2 separate regions of the Mus musculus genome follow, and region 1 is linked to region 2. The links are chromatin loops, found by intact Hi-C in ENCODE. Cell type or tissue: left cerebral cortex. All regions are shown on one strand. Links, peaks and the distances in the headings refer to the core of each region. The heading gives the core; the rest is flanking DNA. Region 1 overlaps Cfap20dc (CFAP20 domain containing). Region 2 has its middle 270 kb from the start of 4930455B14Rik.

What was found. Peaks named below come from ENCODE experiments on the same cell type or tissue, not always from the same donor. Only the 100,000 strongest peaks of a DNase experiment are listed, where the experiment ranks them.
Region 1: a loop joins it to region 2, with 2.1 times the contacts of the local background. A loop is called at or near these places in 4 of 42 quality-filtered maps.

Annotation. Positions count from the first base shown.
Region 1 is chr14:8,608,974-8,621,036 of GRCm38, forward strand. All of the region lies in intron 4 of Cfap20dc (CFAP20 domain containing), which reads right to left. Among named protein-coding and RNA genes, the nearest start is that of Cfap20dc, 51 kb to the right of the region's middle. In left cerebral cortex, for the core only: no CTCF peak of the experiment used is centred there; a DNase peak (open chromatin) is centred at 6,727.
Region 2 is chr14:8,929,343-8,941,405 of GRCm38, forward strand. No RefSeq gene overlaps it. Among named protein-coding and RNA genes, the nearest start is that of 4930455B14Rik, 270 kb to the left of the region's middle. In left cerebral cortex, for the core only: a CTCF peak has its summit at 5,896 (motif pointing right); a DNase peak (open chromatin) is centred at 5,902.

The DNA.
Region 1 (12,063 bases), core at 4,501-9,500, 320 kb before region 2:
ACTTAGAAGAGAAAATTAGAAGATATAGTTGCACAAAGCAGCCTGCCTCTCTGTGTCTCTCTGTGGAGACTTTTTCCATCTACTGAATCTATTTTTTAGACTGAAAATTTTCCAAAACAGCTACCACCAAATCTTCATGTTTTCAACTGTAATTCTGTGGAAAATGTTGTCAATAATTTCCCATCAAAACCTTATTATAGAAATTTAAAAAATTTTTTATCTAAAACAACAAAAGGAGTTAGAACATTTCTAAAATTAGAGTATTATTTTTATTAGGAACCATTAGGGGAATCAACTATTGGTATTTTACTAAGCCAGAATAAGCTAGCTGCATTCAGATCACTCGCCCTTCTACTCACAGATAGGTGCAGCCCTCACTCCTTTCCAAGGAAGCTCCTTTTGATGACACATAGAGACTATCTCAGAACTACAGTTGGTCAAAATAAAGGCGGTGCCTGACAATGGGATGCTCACAGCCAGTCGCTGCACCATACTTGAGGCTCAGGAAAAAGCATGGCAGAGGAGATGGAATAACTGACCGTAAGAGCCAGCAGATCAGCTCATCTGCTGCTAGACTGTGTCTTCTAGACACAGCAGTCTGTTCCCATGAGATCTCAATGCTATGGCTGCTTAGATAAGACCCACATAATGGCAAAACTAATGAATATGCCGATGCAGGTAGGGAAACCTCGCAAGGCCTCACTCCTACATGAAGCGGCATAGGCAGTCTAAGGTTGATGAGAGACGGAGAACCAGCTTTCTCTGGGGAGCAGCTACCTGATAGGTTATCAAATTCCAAGTGGTTGGAGCACATTGTATATACAAGCAACACTAAATGGATTCAGTAGATTTTGTATGTGAGTGAGTATGCATGTATACATATGTAGGTAACTAATAAAGAATAGATCTGAAATTTGAGAAAGAATGGAAAGGACATAAGAGGAGTTGCAGCATAAAGAGGGAGGGGACTGTTATAAATATAGTACTCTAGTATGAAATTCTCAAAATAATACATTTAAATTAAAAAGAATATCTAAAGTTCATCTTCAAACAAAAGATAAAGATCTAATATGACTATAAAGATTACTTTTCTTTTGTTTTGTTTGTTCTGTTTCGTTTCATTTTGTATCATCCCGACTGAGTGATCACAGCCTTAGTTAAATATTTATTCTAGGAATATAGATGAAAGTTGGTGCAAGTTAGACAGCTTTGTAGAACAGACTGCCTCCCAGATGTTGATGGCCTCAGCTAGTCAGTCCTAGGGAAACTGTGTAGGAGAGACCATGCTCTCTGCCTGCTTTTGGGTGGGGCAGCAGTCCTCTCCTTTGTGATGTGGAGTCACGCCTTGACAGGTCTTTCAGTCTGAGCTGAGTCACCCACTCCAGGCACTCCACTCTGCTCCCTATGGATTATGGGACTTCTCTGTCTCCATCACTGCACTACGTTCATAAGCCAAAGCCATAGAAGAAAGACACAACACAGGTACCAGGAATGCTTCTCTGGACACCCTAGAGTAATATAATATATTTACTAATTTTATGTTACTCTTTTGGCTATAAATGAATCAAGACTGTCTTTACTTGTGAGCATCCCTTCCTGAATAACACCAGATTCTGTTTCATTGCCAAGCAGTGTCATTTCCAAACTTATTTATACAAATACATGTCACCTACTAACAAACTAAGTACCAAACCAACAACCAAACAACAACAAAAGACAGCTGTGGTTTATGCTAACTGCAACAAATGAGCAAAAAGCTGTTATGGAGAAAATTTTTATTTACCTTAGTAACATATCTTAAACAGATTTTTCAGGCCAGGTGTATAAAGGAATCTCCTCACTGCCTACTGTATCCTGTGCCAAGAAAACAAACAACAGCAAAGATCTGGTCTGAAGCTGTTTATTATTGATCAACAAAGATGACAGGAAGCTAGCACCAGAATGTAAATAAGCTTTCTCACCAAGAACACTCTTTTTTTCCTACCAGAAGCTTTCACAGAGGAAAAGCACCGTATTACACTGTGGTCCAACTTCCTTATCTCACAGCAATGGCCACTTTGAACAACACTGTTCTCTGATTTTAAAAGCTCTCAGGTGTTACTTTGTTTTTATAATACATCAGTTTTATTGAACTCTTATTATGTACACAGTACTTGCACTAATATATTCAGTCCTCTCAAAACCTTTGTGAAATTTGTCATCATAATCATCGTCATCATCAGTGCCATCATCAACATCCTCTTCCTCCTCCTCCTCTCCCTCCCCCTTCTCTTCCTCCTCCTCCTTCTCTTCCTCCTCCTCCTCCTCCTCCTCCTCCCTTCTCAATGAAAACAACTGCAGCACAGTGTTTCCAGACAGTTGGCAGTGGCCTAGGATGTGATCTAGAGAGTGGGTGATGATTGATGTCTGGGTGATGAATGTATTGACCACTTCATATACGATCTTGAAATGTGAATCCTAACGACAGCTTACTGAGAGAGGCTTTATTGTCTCCATCTCAGAATGGAGGGGCAATGTCCCCAGACTGCGAGTTTCCCAGAGACAGTGAAATAATTTATGCCTGCCTGCTCTCTTTGGTAGCCTTGAAGGACCCTGGGCTGACAGGCATTGTAAAGAATTACTATGGCCTCCGCCTTTGTGAAGTCAGACATATTACCAGTGACCCAAGTACCCGATAGATAAGATGTTTTGCCTTGGGCAAGTGGAGGTTAAAGAGTGTGTCTGTGTGTGCATGCTCGAACATGCACGTTTAGAGGCCAGAGGCTGCCATTGGATAGCTTCTGTAATCATCCTCCAACTCATCTCTCACTAAAGCCAGAACTCACCAACTGACTAGACTGCCTGGGTAGTGAACCCCAGCGATCCTCCTGTTTCTTTCCTCCCCAGTCTTTGGGCTACAGACATGAGCAACCACATCCGTTTGTTTGTTGTTGTTGTTTTCTTTCTTAATGGGTGCTATGGATCAAAATAAGGTCCTTAGGTTTGTGTGTCATGCATTTCACTAAGCTATCTTTCTAGGCCATAATGACTTCTTTTAAAGACATACTCAAACCCTAAGGCTCAGGAGAGGACAAGTCTAGTCACATTGAGTTGTGAATGACTGAATGTCTAGGCACTTCTCTCAATACTGATGTCCACAGAGATCTCCTACAAGATCTGACTTCTGCCTTGGGAGAAAGGTATAGAGAATGTGATCCAGTAAGAGCTTAGACAGCCAGTTCCCACAGATGCCAAGGTAAGGATAGTATGTACAATCTACTTTCCAAACACAGGGTTGAGCATGTTAGAGTCCAGAGTCCAGCAAACACTCAGCTGGTGTTTGCTCCTGTGTTGTTTGGATAATGTAAGGTACTGCCCAGACATGACTGAGTGAGCCTCTGAAAAGCTTCCAAAGATCCCACTGCAGTACTGACTCTGGTAATAGCTGTCCCAGAAATAGGGCTTCCCTTTCAGCATGCATGTCCCAGGAAGAGGCTGCTCCATGACTGATACAGGGACTTAGGTTAGGATGCAAACAGTGTCAGTGCTAACAAAGTGAAAAAGACAGGGATGTCCACTGACTCTGTCCACGGAGTTGGTTGCATAGAAGGAGAAAGAGGTGGGTGGACTCGATAGTTTCAAGCCATGGGACCTATAATAGTGATGGCATGTGGTCTGAGAGATACAAACTGTGGATATTTAAAGGGCTTTGCACTGGGCTTGTTTTGGTAACCACTAGAGCTAACTCAGAATGGTCTCGGATCTTAAAAGGGTTCTAGGGCTTATATCTCACTGCATTCAGTATGGGAAACACCAGAAATACAAAGTTCCAACTTGGAAATTTGGTATAGGAAAAGTACATTTGAACTTCCTGTTTTTTCTCCCTGCCCCCGACCCAAATTACTAAAGTTATATTTGCAGAAGTTTTCTGTGTCAGCCAGCTTGCACAAGGGTGTGGGGAAAATGTTTTAAAAACCAATGTAGCACAGCCAGAGTCGGAGAGAATAATAAATGGTAAGTGCGCACACACTTGTATTACTTTTTTAAAATGAGGGAAGGATAACTGGATGGTACAATTGGGGACCACAGTCCTCACCAAGGTGGGCAGGGGACTGTGATGCCTGATAGCAAGGACATTCAGGAATGTTGGGGAAGGAGCGGAGGGAAGCCGGAGGGAAGCCGGAAACATTTCCAGGCCTGCTAGTGCCTGAAACAGTGAGGAGAGTCATCGAGCAGGCAGAGGAGAGGAGAACCTCCCCCGAGAGAACAGGCTTTGTGCGTCTCTAGAGAGAATGGCCATGGGAGAGCCTCCGGACACAGGCCGATGGGGCTCAGGTGAGGCACATGAGAGAAAAATATCTCAGTTCTGAACGAAAATTGAAGGTTCTGACTAGATCCTCAACCATAAAATGAACCCCTTCATAAAGTGAAATGGGGACAAAGAGCTCTGACACAGGAGTGATAAAGAAAACTGAATATAAGTTAAAGTACAAATCGCAAGAATTGTCTTATTAACTACATGTCTATATTAGTATTGCTTTAAGGAGCTTGTGCTTCAACGACCGTTGGCTTCGGTGTAGAGGGGAGGTCCAGTGTGATTATAGGACCCGGGACTCCCAAGGACTCTGCCATTAGGGTGGCCGGAAGAGAAGGAATAGACTCAGACACACGGCAAACAATGAAACAAGTAAGTCTGGGCATTTTAAAATGCCAAGCAGATCCTAAAATACTATTTGATAGGCCACCATGTTTACAGATAATTAATTAATTAATTAGTTAATTAGTTAATTAATGTGCCTCACTCTCAGAGGTCAGAAGAAAACTTATTAGGAGTCAGTTCTCTTCTTTACCACAGGGACTCTAAGGAACTCAGCTTGGGTCATCAGGCTTCATGGCCAGTCCTGTACTTGCTGGCCACTGTCCTAACCTATCTGGGAGCCAGAAAAATGAAGTCATGGCACATGGACTGTCAGGGCCCAGCAGAAGTGAGCTGGGGCTGCAGTTCTGTTAACCTGCTTAGAGGAACTGGGGCAAGATGACTCCCCAGGCCTTGGGTTTTCTCACTTGCAGAGCTGTCTCCTACTCCTACCAGTTAAGAGTAAGCTAATGTAGGAGTGGCCAGCTCCCTCCCTCTCCCTCCCTCCCTCTCCCTCCCTCCCTCTCATTGCCTCTCCCTCCCTCCCTTCTAAGAGAGAGAGCATTAGCTGTGGATGACAGCTAGCTGTAATTTCTAAACAAAAGTCACATGAAAAAATGGGTGCTCCTGAACAGCGTAACTAAAATGGCTTTAAATAAGGAGAATATTTTTGAAAATAAAATCAGTTGAACACCTTTTACATGCTCTGCACTGATTATTAATTAAAATTACCACTCAAGTTAAAATCTCTAAACCCTGTCACTTTAGTAATGCTTTAAGAACTACCACTGAGATGCTACAACTGCGAATCCAGAGAAGTAACACTATGTATTCTGATCACCATAACAAAAGCCACAGGCTGATTTTACAGAGAACCTGGGTTAGAGGCTCAGTTCCCCTGCCCTGTCTGATGTGCTCAGTTCCCCTGCCCTGTCTGATGTGCTCAGTTCCCCTGCCCTGTCTGATGTGCTCAGTTCCCCTGTCCTGTCTGACCTGCTCAGTTCCCCTGCCCTGTCTGATGTGCTCAGTTCCCCTGTCCTGTCTGACCTGCTCAGTTCCCCTGCCCTGTCTGACCTGCTCAGTTCCCCTGCCCTCTCTGATGTGCTCAGTTCCCCTGCCCTGTCTGATGTACTCAGTTCCCCTGCCCTGTCTGATGTACTCAGTTCCCCTGCCCTGTCTGATGTGCTCAGTATTTGATGCGATGTGATTTTCTCCTTGCCATTTGCCCTCCCCTGAGGGTCGCCATTGACAGTTGATGTGAAAAAGACATTGTGACCATTTTAAAATAAGACCTAGAATTTGCCTTGCTTAAAACATTTTAAAAATCATTCTATAGTAATCCCCACATCAAGTAGAGATTTTCTCCTTTGACATACATAGAAACTGGGTTCTCAGAAACTTAAGTCACTTACCCAGGGTTTTAGTTAAGAACACAGGTATAAGTCACTGGGGGTTTCTGAGTTAAAGTTCTGTGATGCTTCCTAAAGTCATGTGACAAATCAAAAGACTTTTCTTAAAGTATTTCAAGAGTAATTAGAGGGGAATGAATGTTTAATCACACTGAAAACAATTCAGGGAAGAGGAACACAATAGAGAGCTTTAAACATTGTGAAACACTGTAGCAGGGTTCTCAGTCGTCTGAACACACACTCACTTTATGCTTAGAACAGTCTAGTATCGTTACTCTGCCCCAGTCTCCGACATATATAATGGGTGAAGGCAGGGAAAACAGTTGCCACAGTTTTCTAATATGTGAGGGAGGAAAGGAGCATTTGCCATACAAAGTATTAGCCAGAAAAGCTCTCCCGTTTATAGATATTTTGCAGCTTAAATCTTATTGAGATTCAGATGATGATTCTATACTTGGCAAGTTATAACTTTCAGAATAGCAAGTCATAGATTGCTTTTAGAGTTTAGTTATATTTATACTATTGCCCTATATATCTCTAAGCCAACAGATGCACACCAAAGCTGCTCATGGGTATCAAAGATCCAAGTTATAGAAAACAGACACTGTGTCAGCAGTGGTCTGATGTCTAGTCACATAGAGATGGAGGCTCAGTTAGCTGAGGCAAAAGTCTAAAGACATTTACTCTCTACTTTCCTGGCTGGAAAATGGAAGGCCTGATGTTTGTGGGCGGATGATGAACTCAACCCTCACTGCACTAGGCAGCAGAGATACCAAACTAGCCTTCAGGAAGAAAGCCAAGCCTGACAGGGTGGAAGCCACACCCTGCAATAAGACCAAGCTTTCCTAAACTCACCGTCATTTCCTGCACTGCCTGAGGGCTCTTTTAAAACCGCTCAAACTCAATGCACAGGCAGATCATTCGGCAGACACTGGATCAACTGACACGGTCTCTTTGTTAAATGTGCTGCCGCTGCTGCCTCTGGCTCTTCTAACCTAGCAAAGGCCCTGAGACAGGTGCGTGACAGGGCTTCTGCTGCCAACAATTTTGAGTAAAACCTAAGAAAGATGGTGACCAGGCAGTTTTAGGACAAGGCACTCAGGCTACAAAGAGAGAACATGGACTTTGTGGGAGCAGGGATCTTTGCTTTGTGTACTGATGGACTATGTAGAGGTACTTGATAAATGCATGGCAAAAGCAGAGGTCTCCTTGTGGCACCTAATAGCCACATGGGGGACAGCAAGACTTTATTCCACCCAGAATCCTCGATGCTTCCTTGAAGCATGAAAAGTATATGAAAGCCAATATAAGAAGAATCTTATAAGTGTTCATATGAGATTTATGTTCTATGATAGGCATGGTTGGCCCTGCTGTAATTTCAGTACTCAGAAGGTTAAGGCAGTAGGACTGCAAGCTGGAGAATAGCACTGGCAACACAGTGAGCCTCTATCTCAACACACACACACACACCCTACCTCATAAATATAATGTATATTTATGAATAAACATATTTATGTATAGATAGACTCTCATAATAATTTAAGAATTTTTTACTAATAGCCATTACTGTGTTGAAGCTGGTAAACCCCTGGCTCTACTTAGCTTTTATGATTGACAAATGTCCCCATGATACAACTCACAGACCAAATGAAACCCAGGAAGAAGGAAGACCACACCAAAGTGTAGATACTACAATCCTACTCAGCGGGGGAAGAAAATAATCTTGGGAAGTAGAGGGAGAGAGGGAACTGGGAAGAGAGGAGGAGGAGGGTAAAAAGGGGGGAGCTAGGAAAAAGCACAGAGGGTCAGGAATTTGAAAGGAGGTGAGTAGCAGTGGGGGAGGGGGAACTGGGGGCAGTCACTAGTTAGAAAGTCCCAGATGCCAGGGACCCAAGAGGTTCCCAGGACCCAACAGGGAGGACATTAACTAAAATACCTAACAAAGGGGAGAGAGAACCTGTAGAGATCTTATCCACTGGATAGGCACTGCCGCAGGGTGTGGGATGGGGCCACCCACCCACCTCAAAAATATTAATCCAGATTTCCTCCTGTCTAAAGAAAATGCAGGGACAAGGAGTGGAGCAGAGACTGAAGGAAAGGTTATGCAGAGACTGCCCCACCTAGGGATCCATCCCATCTGCAGACACCAAACCCAGACAGTATTGCTGATGCCAAGAAGCCCGTGCTGATAGGTAGGAGCCTGGTATAGCTGTCCCCTGAGAGGCTCTGCCAGAGCCTGACCAATACAGATGTGGATGCTTGCAGTCAAACATCAGCCTGTGCGTGGGGACTCCAATGGAGGAGTTAGGGCAAGGACTGAAGGAGCCGAAGGGTTTGCAGCCCCATAAGAACAACAACATCAACCAACCAGACTCCCCCCCCCCCAAAGCTCCCAGGGACTAAACCACCAATTAGAGAGTACACGGGGGGGGGGGCAAGCATGGCTCCAGCTGGATATATAGCAGAGGATTGCGTTATCTGGCATCAATGAGAGGGGACCCCCTTGATCCTGTGAAGGCTCAATGCCCCAGTGTAGGGGAATGCTAGGATGCTGCAGAAGGAGTGGGTGGGCTGGTGGGGAGCACCCTCGTAGAGGCAGGGGAGGGGGGAGAAGGGATTTGTGGAGGGGAAACTGTAAAGGAGAAAACATTTGAAATGTAAGTAAATAAAATAACCAATAAAAAAGTTTTTAAAAAAGATTGACAAACATCATAGCATCTTACATAACTGGGCACTTCCTTTTGTTGTTCTATAGATCATCTTTAGATAAATTGAACTGACCTGAAGTGAGACTGATGGCATCTTGCTTGACCTCCCACCTATATTTCCACATAGATAAAAGATAGAATTGAGTCATTAGGTCTTACTGCCAAAAAAGCTTCAATATACTAGTGCAATTAAATGTTTTCATCATCGGAGTCTTAATACAGTCTTCAATACAGACTACAGCATTGCGAATTAATAAAATTTAAGTATTGATTACTCTCAGATTACTCTCACTTCTAGAGTTTATGAGGCCTAAAAGACAGTATAAAGTATTAAGTTCTCATTTGCAAAAACACCCTACACACATCGAATTAGATGACTGCACAGTTTCAGCAAGAGAAATCCTGTTTCTCTTGGCTGTCTCTAACTTTTTTTTTAATCCAGCTTTTGGGCCCCTTTTCCTCCTAGAGAATTGCCTCAACCAGCCTTGATACGAAGGGATGTACCTAGTCCCATTGTCATGTGTGGCTGCTATCACAGGAGGCCTGCCCTTTTCTAAAAGAAAATGGAAGAGAGGCAAGGTGGGGGAGGAATGTGAAGAGAGAAGGGACAGGAAACTCTGGTCAGAGTGTTATGAGAGAAGAATAAATTTTTTAAAAAAGAAAGCTGAAACTATTTCTACAGCTATAAGAGTACTTTTAGTAGTTTGGATATAAGTTAATAGGACAAGGGTAACTATAAGGCAAGTTGCACCTTTCTGCCAACTTCCTCCTGGGTCTCCAGGTGCTGATGATGCAACGAGAGGGCGGGAGAATTTTATTTGCTGAGTTCTAGGATTTCAGCTACCAAGGCTCAATGGGGTCCCAAGAGAGCTGAATATCCTCTGAAGCATTTTAGGTCTTCACAGAGCACTGGGAAGCCGTTCTCAGTTGTTTCTGGGCCAGTGTCTTAGTTAGGGTTTCTACTGCTGTGATAAAACATGATGAACAAGAGCAACACAAAGCGTTTATTTATCTTACAGCTCATAATTCATCATCCAGAAAAAATCAGAGCAGGAACTCAAGCCCAGAGCCTGGAGGGAGGAGTTGATGGCGGCCATGGAGGAATGCTGCTTACTGGCCTTCTTCTGCTTTCTTATTCACTGTAGGACGGCCACTGCCCACCCACAATGGGCTGAGTCCTCCACTTCAATCACCAATTAGTCACTAATTAGGAACTCCGTAAGATTAAGGCAAATCTTATGGAGGCATTTTTCTCAATTGAGCATCTCTCTTTCAAAATGACTGTATCTTGTGTCTAGTTGACAAAAAAACCTAGCCAGCACAGCCAGGAAGAACCGGATCTTGGACAGCAGAGAATTCCAATGACATCTGGGTCTCCAGGTACTGATGATATGGACGAAGAGTACCAGTGGTCCAAGGGCCTGGAGTGTGAGGTGTAAAACAGAGGAAGACACTAACATTTGGACAGCTTGTCACACATGTGTAAATCTGTTAAATGTGTTTTATCTGGAGTCAGAGTTCTACGTCTGCTAAAGGGATGGACCTGACTGACCTCTTCCTCAAAAGACCTAAAGCAGCAATGAACCAGATCACACTGAAGCTAGGCACAGCTCAGGCTCAGCCCAACCATGAGCAGACGTGGCCTGAAAGAGAAAGGAGTATTCTTTTTCTGGAGGTGAGCTCCTTTTGTCTTAGGTTTTACTTTTCTTTATATGATCAGTCCTCTGACTCTACAGGTTTTATACCAGAGGATTCGACCAACTGTGGATTCAAATATTTGCAGGGAATACCATCTTTATTGTACATACACAACAGGACAGCATGACTATTTACATAGCTCTTATACTATATTAACTATTACAAGTGATGTAGAGATGATTCACAATATACGGAAAGGTGCATGCAAGTTGTATGCAAACACATTTTGGTATCTGAAGAGTCCTAGAACCAATCCCTGTGGGAACTCTGGGGCACCTTTGCACACGCATGCTACATGAATCATTTGAAACACATATGGATGTAAGGAAACCACAATGGTGGGTTGATGAAAGTGTGTGCAGCAGTGACCTGGGTGGGCAACTGTTGAGTAACTGATGAACAAGGGTACATGTTATTCTCAGGGTAGCATTCAATAATCACGTACTCTTAGTACTCAGTGAACGAGTAATGACAACTTAAAATTACTTTCCCTTTTTTCTAAAAATGTATTTCTACAAGCATTTCTAAAAACAAAAAAAAAGACAATAATCTGAAACAAGTATTTCTAGAAAAAAAGAAAAGATAAGGAAAAACAAACAAGCTTGTTTTCTTGTTAGAAAATAAAATATCCTTCAAATTCTGAATAGTTATTTTTTTCCAAATGCTGACTTAGATACCAGAGTAGAAAATTAAAACACAGTTCATCTCTATGTGGATGTCACAGTCTACTAGAAAAGGCAGACCTGTAAATGACTATGAATCAACTGAATAAATGCTGTTACAGAACATACAGAGAATGCTATAGAAACCAGAGTAGATGCTTTAGATCTGCATTCAAATGGAAGAGCCAGGTTCAGGGTGAAGAAGAGCCTAAGTCAGTTTTAAAGAGGCAGTGGCATTTCACAGATGGAGAGAACGGCTACAGAAGAGAAGAAGGAGCCGGAGAGAGCCCTGAGGCTATAAAGTTTGCGGACCCAACAGTCCAACAGTCTTTTTTTTTTTTTTCCTTCTTGGTTTTTTTTGAGACAGGGTTTCTCTGTATAGCCCTGGCTGTCCTGGAACTCACTCTGTAGACCAGGCTGGCCTCGAACTCAGAAATCCGCCTGCTTCTGCCTCCGGAGTGCTGAGATTAAAGGCATGTGCCACCATGTCCAGCTCATAGTCCAACAGTCTTATAGACAGTCTGGGCTCTACAGGAGACAGATAGGGGAAAGGAGTGGGCAGGAGATTTGGCTGGACACAACGATCTGAGCTAGACTGAAGAACCCTGAGAGCACCGCATCACAGATCCTTGGAACCGTTCAGGCCAGGAAGTGATGAAGCAGCTCTGCTTGCTTGGCAATACCTCTGGAGCAACCACGTTGCCACACTGTTTAGAAACTGGTCTCCTTCCCTGGGCTAGGAGCACTGAACAGTGAGGAAGGCTGGGATGGGCCAAGAAAGAAAAGAAGTAAGATTTGAGAGATGAGACCACAGAGATGAAGAAACTTTCCTGACTTCCCCACGGATGTGATTTTCATCATCATAAATACTTATTAGTAATTCATAGTACTCATTTGTAAGTGACAAGGCTTAGCTCATTTCCACATAAGGACAGGTAAACTCTGATTTTAAAATTCCACTGTAGGCTGTG
Region 2 (12,063 bases), core at 3,118-8,117:
TAACTGTTAATAAGGACACATGCTCCACTATGTTCATAGGACCCTTATTTATAGTAGCCAGAAACTGGAAAGAACCCATATGTCCCTCAGCAGAGGAATGAATACAGAAAATGTGGTACATTTACACAATGGAGTACAACTCTGCTATTAAATAGAATGATTTAATGAAATTCCTAGGCAAATGGATGGACCTGGAGGGCATCACCTGAGTGAGGTAACCCAATCACAAAAGAACTCACATGATATGTACTCACTGATACGTGGATATTAGCCTAGCAACTTAGAATACCCTAGATACAAGTTGCAAACCATGAAACTCAAGAAGAACTAAGAACAAAGTGTGGTCACTTTGCCCCTTCTTAGAACTGGGAACAAAACACCCATGGAAGGAGTTACAGAGACAAAGTTTGGAGCAGAGATGAAAGGATGGACCATCTAGAGACCGCCATATCCAGGGATCCATCCCATAATCAGCCTCCAATCGCAGACACCATTGCATATGCCAGCAAGATTTTGCTGAAAGGACCCTGATATAGCTGTCTCTTTTGAGGCTATGCTGGTGCCTGGCAAACACAGACGTGGATGCTCACAGTCAGCTATTGGATGGAACATAGGCACCCAATGGAGGAACTAGAGAAAGTCCCAAAGGAGCTAAAGGGGTCTGCAACCCTATAGGTGGAACAACATTATGAACTAACCAGTACCCCCAGAGCTCGTGTCTCTAGCTGCATATGTTGCAGAAGATGGCCTAGTTGGCCATCATTGGGAAGAGAGGCCATTGGTCTTGCAAACTTTATATGCCTCAGTAAAGGGGAACACCAGGGCCAAGAAGTGGGAGTGGGTGGGTAGGTGAGTGGGGGGAGTGTATAGGGGACTTCTGGGATAATATTTGAAATGTAATTGAAGAAAATACCTAATAAAAAAAAGAGAGAAAAAAATTAAAAAGTTCAAAAAAACCATCTTCCTATGCAACTTGGGTGTGTGTGGGGGGGGGGGGGGGACTTTTGCTCTCCATGGCCTGTGAGTGGCCTCTGCTCTCACCTGAGGTCATATTGATATCCTTGGTATATACTGTTGCTGGGAGCCATGTATGGGTCCAGGATCTTGTTGCATCATGGGAAGATGTTGATGACCATGGCCTATGTAGTCATTAAAGGCCTTACAGATGTCTGTGGTCTGTTTTTGTGCTAAAACCATGTTGATGTCTATGGGCTGAGTTGCTGGCAAGGACCATGCTGATGTTTGTGACCTGTGTTGACTCCAGAAGCCATAGAGATGTCCATGCTCTGTGCTGCCATCTGAAGCCATGTTGATATACGTGGGGCCAGGTTGTCTCTTGCGTTGCGTGGTGTCTGAGGTCCATAACACATGCTGATGCTGGAGGCTAGGCATATGTCTGTGGTCCATGCTGTTGCTAGATACTATGTAGAAGCCCATGATCCATGCACTTGCTGACTGTGAAGGACAAAGAGGCTTCTTCTCCAATCGTATGGATGACTGCTGACTCACAGTTGAGAATGAGAGACATAGAAGGCATCTTTGACTATAAAAATGCTGAAGTGTAGTTCTCTACAATAGAAGGCTGGTGGCAGGGGTGGAGTGGGGCACAACTCACTTTTCATTAAGAGGATGGCCTCCCAAAGACTGACCATGTCCCAGCTACTATATGAACAACACAAATTTAACTTCAAAAAAATCATTTTGGAGGGAGGGCCACCAGGGTGTCTGGGAACTTGGAGGACTGGGAAGTAAGGATGACAGAATGCATTATACCAACCCCCCAAATAATCAATAAAATACTGTGTTTAAAATAAAATAAAAGTTTAAATATGTGCTAAAAAGTTGAAATATAGATTGGAAGCTCAGATATGCTCATTTATTAAAAACTCATAAAGTGTTCTCTTAAAGAGAGTGGCTTACTAGCCTTTGTCATTATCTAGAGTGTAAGTAGCAGAAAGACTTAGTGTTTATAGCTATAATCCATACTTTTGTCATGAGTTTTCTGATGCTCACTGGTTCCTAAAATGAATATCTTATTTTTAAGTAGGAATACACATACTTAATGAATTTTCAGTTTCTATTTATCATCTCCACTTAAGTCTCTATATCTCTAGATTGTCATCTTTCAATTAAATATTCATTGCTAATGACATTTCCCCACCACTTTCATAGAAATATAGTAACACGTTGTAAAAAGAAGCAATTTGGCATTTTCTACTCAAGCAGAGAGTCCAAATGACTCTAAATTAAGCCCAAAGCTTTAAAGGCTCTGTTTCTCTGATGAGTTTCACGAATCATGAACCCTGATTCTGTTTCTTTGCTTCTTGCTTGTACCAGGAAGAGAGAGCTAACATTTGTGTTAGGAATTTGCTTCATATTTAATTACGGCCAAGTCATTTACTTTCATAACAATTCAGGAAGCAAGTTCTTTATTTATTTAGTAGATGAAAAGTTTAGAGCTCAAAGGTTGTATAATATTCCTCCATCATGGTTCATCTCGATGTCACTATAGATTGTCACCCAGTATCCACTTATTGGTCCCTTACCTCTGTCTTACCCTCTCCTTCACAGATACTCCCTTAAATGTCCCTGTGTCCCTTGTGTCACTGTGGGGGTGGGCTTTGAGGTCCTGTGCTAAAGCTTTACCCAGTGTGTAGTGGACCCTCTTCCTGCCTGCCTGGGGAAGAAAGCCTCCTTCTAGATGCCTTCAGACCAAGATGGAGAATATCTGCTTCCTCGGCACTATGACTGTCTCAACACTGCCATACTTCCTGCCATGATATTAATGGACTGATCCTCTGAAACTGTAACCCAGCACCAATTAACAACCACCACCATAACAACAAAGTCCTAACTAAGGTGGCAGATAATATCCATTTTATGAGGATTTGTAAAAATCAGAGACCCCTATATAGCTGTTAACTTTCTGTGCCCCGCGTCACCAGGACAACATTCCCAGGACAATATTATATGCTTCTTTTCTACCAGAGATACTGAGTACAGTGAATGAGCTCATAGTAGGCTTACAAATTGGACTACATTTTGTCACAAAGCCTATATTTTATTAAGTATTTTAATATTCTATATTTCTGCATCCCACTAGTGTGTTATCTTAAAAGTCTGCTTTTAAGTCTTGGTGAGTCCTGTTAATTAAAAATGTTGAGAAACTTCCTATAGACTTCTAAAAGTCTTAGCTTATAGCATCATCCAGTTCGCTTCTGACAGACTCATGTTAAATCCATAAAACATTTCTCTGCCTTCTCTGTATACCTCTCTTCCTGTCTGGGGCTACTCCCTGCAGACTCCTCCCGTGGCCCATTTTATGTGATTTTCTGATCACAGCCTTCTGACTCCACACAGCTGCCTGCCTTTGCTCAATGCCTTTAAAGCTTTCATTTGCTAGGCACCGTCCTGGGTGGATTGCTCCTGGATGGAGATATTTCTGTGATAGACAGTGTTTTATTATAAATGAGTGCTTCTGCTGCCTGCATCTTCCGGCTTCACGTGTGAGGGATGCCTGTTCGGGAAACTCTCTTTGCTTTTCACGGGTCTAGGCTTCATCTCTGCTTCAGTAAACATTAATCCTTGATTGCTTCCCTGGACTACATTTTTCCAATGAATTGTGTTTCTTCTAATGCCCCAAGGAGCCTGGGAACCAGGGCTTCCATTTCCTCAGGAAGTCTCTGACCCTCGTTCTTTTCTGATGACTTCCTGCTGATACCCATCTCAGGTTTGGGTCTTTTGCCAGGTGCACTCTGCTTCTTACCACTGTGCTCTGATAAACCTTTATGCTAGAGTTATAGAGTCTGATATGTATTTGGCTCAGAAGAAACCTTTATAGGTGAGATGACATTTCTGAAAAATGAATCCCAAAAGTGCGACTTATGAAACTATTTTTTTTCCTTGTTGGTGTAGGTTGTAAGCGTGCTAAGAGTCCCTTCCCGTTTCCATTGATTTCCTGTGGCTTGCAGAGAATTTTAGGCTAACACTTATTTTTGGAAATCAGCAGTCATAATTCTCAGGGACTAATTTTAGCTCTTGAATGCCTAATAAGTCTTGCTGTTGATACATAATCACTACATTGGTTTTCAGCTGATACAATGGGAAGCGCTATGCAGCAGATCCCTTTACAAGAATGTTCACAAACCTTGTCAAATGTTGCTAACACCCAATTTTCCTGTTTGGGTGTTAGGGTTGTGTGTATCACATGGATCTTTGAACTGATCAGACTGTGCAGTTAACTACCATCAGGGTTCTTAGCCTACTGATCATAAAGATTGTGCTCAAAGCAGAAAACAGTTCTCAGAGAGACTGAGAGACATATTCAAGATGTTCATGGGTAGTAAGATGACCACAGGTACTTTCACAGTATTTGTGAAATGATTATACGGTCATAATTAGAATTTAATAAGTGTTTTTGATTTTGTATAATGCTATTGTGACTCTTGGCATGGTTTTGATGCTACAACTGAAGACATTGAAGACACACTTTGAGCACAGTGTAGCTCATTATGAACAGGCCTAGAGGAGGAGCAGCCTGGTTGTATATTTTAATGTGCCTTATGGGTGGAGGGAATTTTTTGCAGTATTAATTATTCTGCCTGTACCCAATGTTCTAATTACCTTTAGCTCTTTAAAAGTAATTTGCAGCATATGGACAGCTGTTTGTATAGACAGAATTATGCATTTCTAAAATCTTTTCTCTTGCTTTTGGGAGTTGCTCAGTGGCTTTCTTTCCTGCTTTCAGCTCCTCCATTTGCAGATTGCAGAAACACAAAGGTGGCTGAAGCCGTTCTGACATAATGCTGTGCCTACAGTTGTCATGGTGCCATCAAAGCAAGTGTACAAAGGCTTTTTTAGTGGGATTTTTTTGTAGTGACCTTCATTTGATGGATGAAAGACCAGCATCCATAGAACAGAGGTTCTGTTCTATCGTTGATGCCTTTGTACAAATTTGTAGCTAAAAGGTGTGGGAGTTTTTATCCTTGCTTTGGCATTACATAGTCTGCTGAGCTTCCTTCTACCAAAAAATTCTAGAGCTATTGTTCTTGTAATTAAATATAGTTTTCAGAGTTTATGAAGGGGCCAGAGTTTCAAATTTATGAGATCTTGTTTCATTAACATATATTTATATATGTATATATACACACACACATATATATAGTGAATTATTTATTACACTCAAATATCCAGAGGAAACTTCCCCAACTGTTATGAGTGAAGCACCAAGTTCTCATATTAGTAAATACAGCATCATCAGGCTCTGTAAGTTTCTGTAATATAAACTATCTGCTTCATTCAGTTAAAATGATCCCATATGGTAATATACTTGTGAAAAACCACAAGTGAAATTACTGTTTAAAAAACTAAACAAACAAAAAATCCAAAACTAAACAAAACCCAAACAAACAAACAAACAAAACCCAAGCCATCCCCTGACCCCCCAATCTCCTTGTATAAGAAAGTCTTTTTTTGTTTTGCTTTAAGTTTGAAGAGAAGCCCCCTGGTCTTGCAAACTTTATATGCCCCAGTACAGGGGAACGCCAGGGCCAAGAAGTGGGAGTGGGTGGGTAGGGGAGTGGGGGGGGGGTATAGGGGACTTTTGGGATAGCATTTGAAATGTAAATGAAGAAAATATCTAACAAAAAAAAAGAAAATGAAAAAAGTCAAAAAAAAGAAAAGAAAAAAAAGAAAAAGGAAAAAGAAAGAAAGAAAGAAAGAAAGAAAGAAAGAAAGGAAGGAAGGAAGGAAGGAAGGAAGGAAGGAAGGAAGGAAGGAAGGAAGGAAGGAAGGAAGGAAGAAAGAAAGTTAGTTGTCTCCAGGGAACAGACAACTGGCTAGTCTTTGGCCTGAATGATTTTTCTGAGTTCTGACCAGCAGGGTGCAGTATTGAATCTTAGTTACTGCTCAGCGGGTCAGAAGGAGAAGAAAGTAGTTATGTTCCTTCCAACCGGCTTAATTTATACATCCTAGTAATTGGACATTTCTTTTGGACGTGACTAGCATGCTTGATTCAATTCTCAACTCCCTGGGTTCTAGCCACTTCTTTTCTAGTACCAGTGCATGAACTGAAGGTTCACACGAGGGAGTGTTACCAGCCTGGGAGACTGAGGGAGAAGTTGATCATTTTTGTTATAGGAGAATCATGTTGGTAGTAGATGCTGCCAGACGCTCTGGAGCAGTAATTCTCAACCTGTGGGTGGCAACCCCTTTGGGAGTTGTATGTCCAATGTTCTGCATATCAATATTTACACTATGATTCATAGCAGCAACAAATTACAATTATGAAGCAGCAGTGAGATAATTCTATGGCTAGGATTACCACAGCCTGAGGAACAGTATTCACGCACCCAGGCATTAGGAAGCCTGAGAATGACCCAGGAGAATGCTCCCAAACTTAACATTTGGGGCTCAGTTGGCTCTGCACCCACTTCTGTTCCTGCTTTTCTGGGTTGTCATCACAGTTGGGTGACTAGTTACACTCTGGCTATAACAAGGAATAAAGAGACATTCGATAGATTGTCACAGATTGTGAGATATTAGATTTTTATTGGAAAACAGGGATATATTTCTATTCTTAGGAGGGGGAAACATAGTGCCTTCATCTGAAAGCATATTGCCAAGAAATCATCTCAGTGTTCACATGGGAAAACAGTAGGATATCTATGAAAACTTTCAGAAACTTGTTTGTAGAGCCATGTTGGGGTGGTAATTGCATAAATATAAAAATATACATCTAGTGTTAGTTGTCTCAAGGAAGGAATCAGCAGTGTAAACTTCTAGCTCTTCATTACTAGACATTCATTAATGGTGTTTTAGAATTCTTCCAATAGTTTTTCAAGTAGTTTTAACTGCTAAAGAAAAACTTCCTAATAAGTTAAATACAATAAATAAATAAATAAATAAAATAGAGTATTGAGCATAAGGCTAATAAATGTGTGACCCATCATAACCTTTCCCGAGCTTAATGTACAGAAACTGACCTTGCCTCGGGGCAGTATGAGTAGGGGATATTTGTTATCTTTTGTTAATTCCATTGTGTGCAAATGATTACAAGGAGCTTGTTGTATTCATAACTAGAGCAAAGGAAGAACAAATAATTTGTCTTGTGCAAAGAGTCTGGTTAATTTAGTAGAAAACTCACCAACACCTTCTTGTTACAAATATAACATTGTAGGGAAGAAGTAATAGAACTGGTCATGTGCATTCATGGACTTCCTGTTTAAAAGTCAGCTTTAAGGTATCAGCACCCATTCACTCTCTACAGGATGCTTTGCATTGTGCATATGGATATCACCTTGATACCCCATCGTTTTCATCTTTGCCCAGACTCCTGTGTGCCTGTGATTAGAATAGCTGCTGCCACTCCTTTATGTTCGTCTACTTTAGGGATTGGCCTGCCTGTTGAATTAGCTTGATTGAATTCTCCACACTATAGAAAAACAACTCCAACAAGTGATAAATATTTTTAATTAATTTGGGTTGAAAAACTTCATACATGAGGACTATGTTTACATAATCTCCTTCCCTCTGGCAACCCCTTCAACTCTTCCCATGCTCCCAGACTCAAATTTATGAACTCTTCTTCTTTAATTACACACATACACACACACACACACACACACACACACACACACACACACAGACACAGAGACAGACAGACAGACAGACAGACATCTCACTGAGCCCATTTAATGTTGCTCATATGTATATATGTTTTGGTTGACTATTTGGAATTAGATAACTTATCAGGGTGTTCATACCTGCAGAAAGTAGATTTCTTTCTTTCTCAGCAGTCATTGATTGATTAGAGTTCTTCATCTAGGTGGAGTCTGTGAAAACTCCCCTATCTATATCAGCATGTCATCTAATTTTATGATTTATTGTAGGACTTATTTAGGCAGCCATATTGTTGAGATTTTTATAGGCACAGCTTCCCTGTCATGCCTAGAAGACACTTTGTAGCAGCAGATGTCTTGATCCTCTGGCTCTTAATCTTTCTAATTCCTCTTAAGTAATTTTCCCTGAGCCTTGGGTAAATGTGTTGCTAAACACCACCAAATTACTTACTTTCTGCATTCTGATCAGGATAAATATATTCCAGAATATAGTCTGGAATTATATTGATTTAGAAAAATGTCAGTAGTAGGTTCTCCTCTAGGGTGTGAGATCTCTCTAGTCCTTGGTAGTTGACTAGGTTTATAACAAGACATAAATTCCCTCCTACTGAGTGGACCTTAGGTCTAATGAGACAGCTGTCGGTTTTCTCCAATATAAAAGTGTCTCTAATGAGATATCTTGCTAGGCCAGTCATTATTGCAATGCATAACCTTTACAGTTGGATAGGACAATTGACTGATTTTCTCCCCTGGCCATTTACATAGCAGCTACGACAGCTAGTCTTTGATGCTACAAGAACTAATCCTCAGGAAGAAGGTTTCCTGGTCAGTTCCACTCATTCCTTCAAGTTCTGTATCCAAAATATGTGATGTCTTCTGCAATAGAGTCTTAGGTTCACATTCTGGGCAGTAACAAAGGGCAATGGCAGTATCTCATATTGTTTGGCGAGTTGTCCTGGTATCCCCTGTCTAGATCTCCTTCTAGCAGAAAGTACTTGAAGCCATTAATGATCAGCCATAGTTTACATTATTGCGTTGGTTTCAGATTCTATAACAACAACGACGATGGTGGTGGTGGTAATAGCAGAAAGTCGAGTCTCTACAGCTACACATGAGCAGTAATACTCTGTCTATTGGGACGATTTTCATCAGGTATTTGCAGAGGGGATTTTACTACCATGAATTTACTATAAATATGCTTTTGTCAGGAATGAGTCTGGGGATACTATAAGATAAATGAGACATTGGATTCACCTAAGGCCATGCCTTATAAACAACTGAGGAAATTATTAATTCATAGAGTTTTTCTTTACCATAAAACACACACACAGGCACACACGCACACACATGCACACACATACACACACAATGTATACAATTAAAAATAGGTGGAATTAAAGTACCATTATTGAAATAGCATTAAATTTAAAAAATTTAAAGGGAAATTAGAAATGTTCTAGAAAGATGACAACAGAGAGGAGAGCCGAAATAAGTGAAAATGAGAATCAAAAAAAAATCAATACAATGAGTTGGGTTGTTTTTGTTTTTTAAAAATTTTTTACAAAGGTAAACAAAATTGATAAGTCTTCAGCTAGGTTTACTAAAAGGGGAGAAAGTGGATTCAAGTAAGTAAAATGAGAAACGTGAGGGAAAGGAATCTCCCAATACAGAAAGAAAAAGTATTATAGAATAGTTTTTAAAAGTATTTTTAAAATTCTTTTTGACAGATTCAGAATTGTGATCTAACAGTTTTCTCTTTCAGTTACCTCAGAGTTGTCTGTCCTATTTTCTTTTTTAGGTTTCTGATGAGGCATCTGCTATGAGTTATGGCCTTGAGCTCCTGATGTAGCCCAGGCTGGCCTTGAGCTCCTGATGTAGCCCAGGCTGGCCTTGAGCTCCTGATGTAGCCCAGGCTGGCCTTGAGCTCCTGATGTAGCCCAGGCTGGTCTTGAGCTCCTGATGTAGCCCAGGCTGTCCTTGACCTCTTGATGGTGTACTTCAGTCTTCTGAGAGGTGGGATTGCTTAAGCCATAGTTTCTTCAAATGTTCTTCCTTTTCCTTCTTTCCTTTTGAATATTTTGATCATAGATGTGTAAAACTGTCTAGCAGTTTAACTGAATCTGTTCCTTCTTTTCGACTTTTTTCTTCTTATTCTTCACCTTGAACAATTTCTATTCATCCATTTTCAAGTGCCCATACTGTTTTGTCTGACATTTTCGTTTGTTAATTGAATGAGTTCTTTCTACTTTTCTATTCCTCTGTTGAGACTTCCTATTTTTTTGCTCATTATGAGTATACTTTGTTTTATTTTGTCTACTAGTTCAAGTATCTTGTAGAAGTTGGGCTTGTGTCTTTTTTCCAGGCCTATGCACCCAGAAAAAAAAAAGACTCAGACTTAAAATATATTTACAAATACCTTGGCCATATAGATAGACTCTTCTTAGACTGGATCATAACTTAACCCATTTATTCTGATCTACATTCTGCCATGTAGCTGCTTACCTTTGTTCAGGTACCCTGTGGCCCTTTTGTCACATCTTCCCTGGGTGAATCTTCCTGAGTCACCTCTATCCCAGAATTCTTTTGGCCTCTTCCATGTCCCTCCATCTATTCTGCCCTTTCCTATAGGCCATAGGTTTTAAAATTGACAGACAATGCATCCATACAATACACAGATATTCTTTCTAAAGTATCTGGGAGTTTGAGTGATGCCATGCCTATATTTGCATGGTGACAATGGAAATCTTTTCTCTATGGAGAAAGAGAAAGTTGTATTTTGAATCACAAAATTCAAACAAACTAATACAGCATATGGGGAGGGATAGTTTCTTCAATCCTTATTGAAAGCTGTTGTGATTTTTAGAAGTAAAATTGAACTTGTCTCTAGTTTATGATTTTTTTTTAAATGTAGAAAACCAAAGGTCCTCTGTATACTTGTTGGCTCTTTAAAATCTTAGGCTTGTTTTTGTCACTTCTTCCTAGTGAAGGACCATTATTAGGATATATACACACATACATATATCAAAAATGTATATTCATGTATTTGACATACATACATATGCATACATGCGTTTTTGCCTTTTACTGCCATAGTTTTTAAAATTCCATTTGCTCATGTGAGCACAGACACCCTTACATACATGTAAAAACACATGAAAACATAAACATGACATTATACATAAATACAAATATACATAAATGCATATAAGATATTTAAATGCAACCTGGTTAATCCATTTACTTGTGCTTGTTTGATTATCTTTTAGGGCTGACCACTTCGGTTAGGATAATTGAGTTAATGAGGGTTTCTATTGCTGTGATGAAACAACTTGACCAAAAGCAAGTTGAGTGAAAAAAGATTTTTTTGGCTTATACTTCCACATTGTAGTCCATCACTGAAGGGAGCCAGGACAGGAACCAACCAGGGTTGGGCGGCATGGAGAGATGTGGCTTACTGACTTGCTCCCATGGTTTGCTCAGCCTGCTTTCCTATATTACCCAGGACTATTGGCCGGTGGATGGAATCACCCACAGTGGACTGGGTTCTCCCCCATCAATCACTGATTGAGAAAGTGCCCTACAGCTGGATTTTATGGGGGCATTTTCTCAGTTGAGGTTCCCTTCTCTCAGATGACTCTAGCTTGTGTCAAATTGACATAAGTCTATCAAGCACAATGACCTTCTAGGATACTCCTTACGGGACAAGACTAATTTTTCTTCTCTCAGCAATTTTTAATTGTCTATAGCTCTTCTAGCAGTAGGGTCCTGAACAATTTTGCCTGATCCATATTGGCATTAATGGTGTTGTGATTATCAAGATCTTGTTAAAGTGGAGGTTGCTGAAATTCTATGGCTGAAGCTTTAGCATCCCTGTCATCTCTAGAAGACTCAGTCTTGCAACCAAACTCATGGGCTCCTTGCTCTGATAATCTTTCTTCCCCGTCTTTTGCCACATTCCCTGAGCCTCAGGTATAAGGGTTGTGTTGTAGATGTATTAGTTGGGCTGAGCTCTATGATGAGTCATTCTCTGCCTTTCAACTCATTCTGAGTTACTGAAATCATGTCTGTCTGCTGTGAGTGGAGCTTCTTGATAGGGGAGTGAGAGCTATACTGAGGGCCCAAGGATAAGAACTTACATTGTTGTTCCAAATTATACTTTGTTTAGGAAAGTGGCAATACAAGGTTCTCGTCTAAGATCTATGATCTCACTAACCACCAGTGTTTGCCTAGGTTTTCAGAACCAGGCATGAATTCCCTCTTATTGAGTGAGTCTGAAACCCAATTTGACAGCTGTTCATTACCTCTAAGATAGACGTGCCTCTGCTTCACATTTAGAGTTACCTTGCTGGTCTGTCATTGCTGTTGTCAAGCATCAGAACTGGGAAGTACTATTGAATGCTTTCCTCCATAGGCAGCTTGCATAGTCCCTTCAGGTATTATAAAA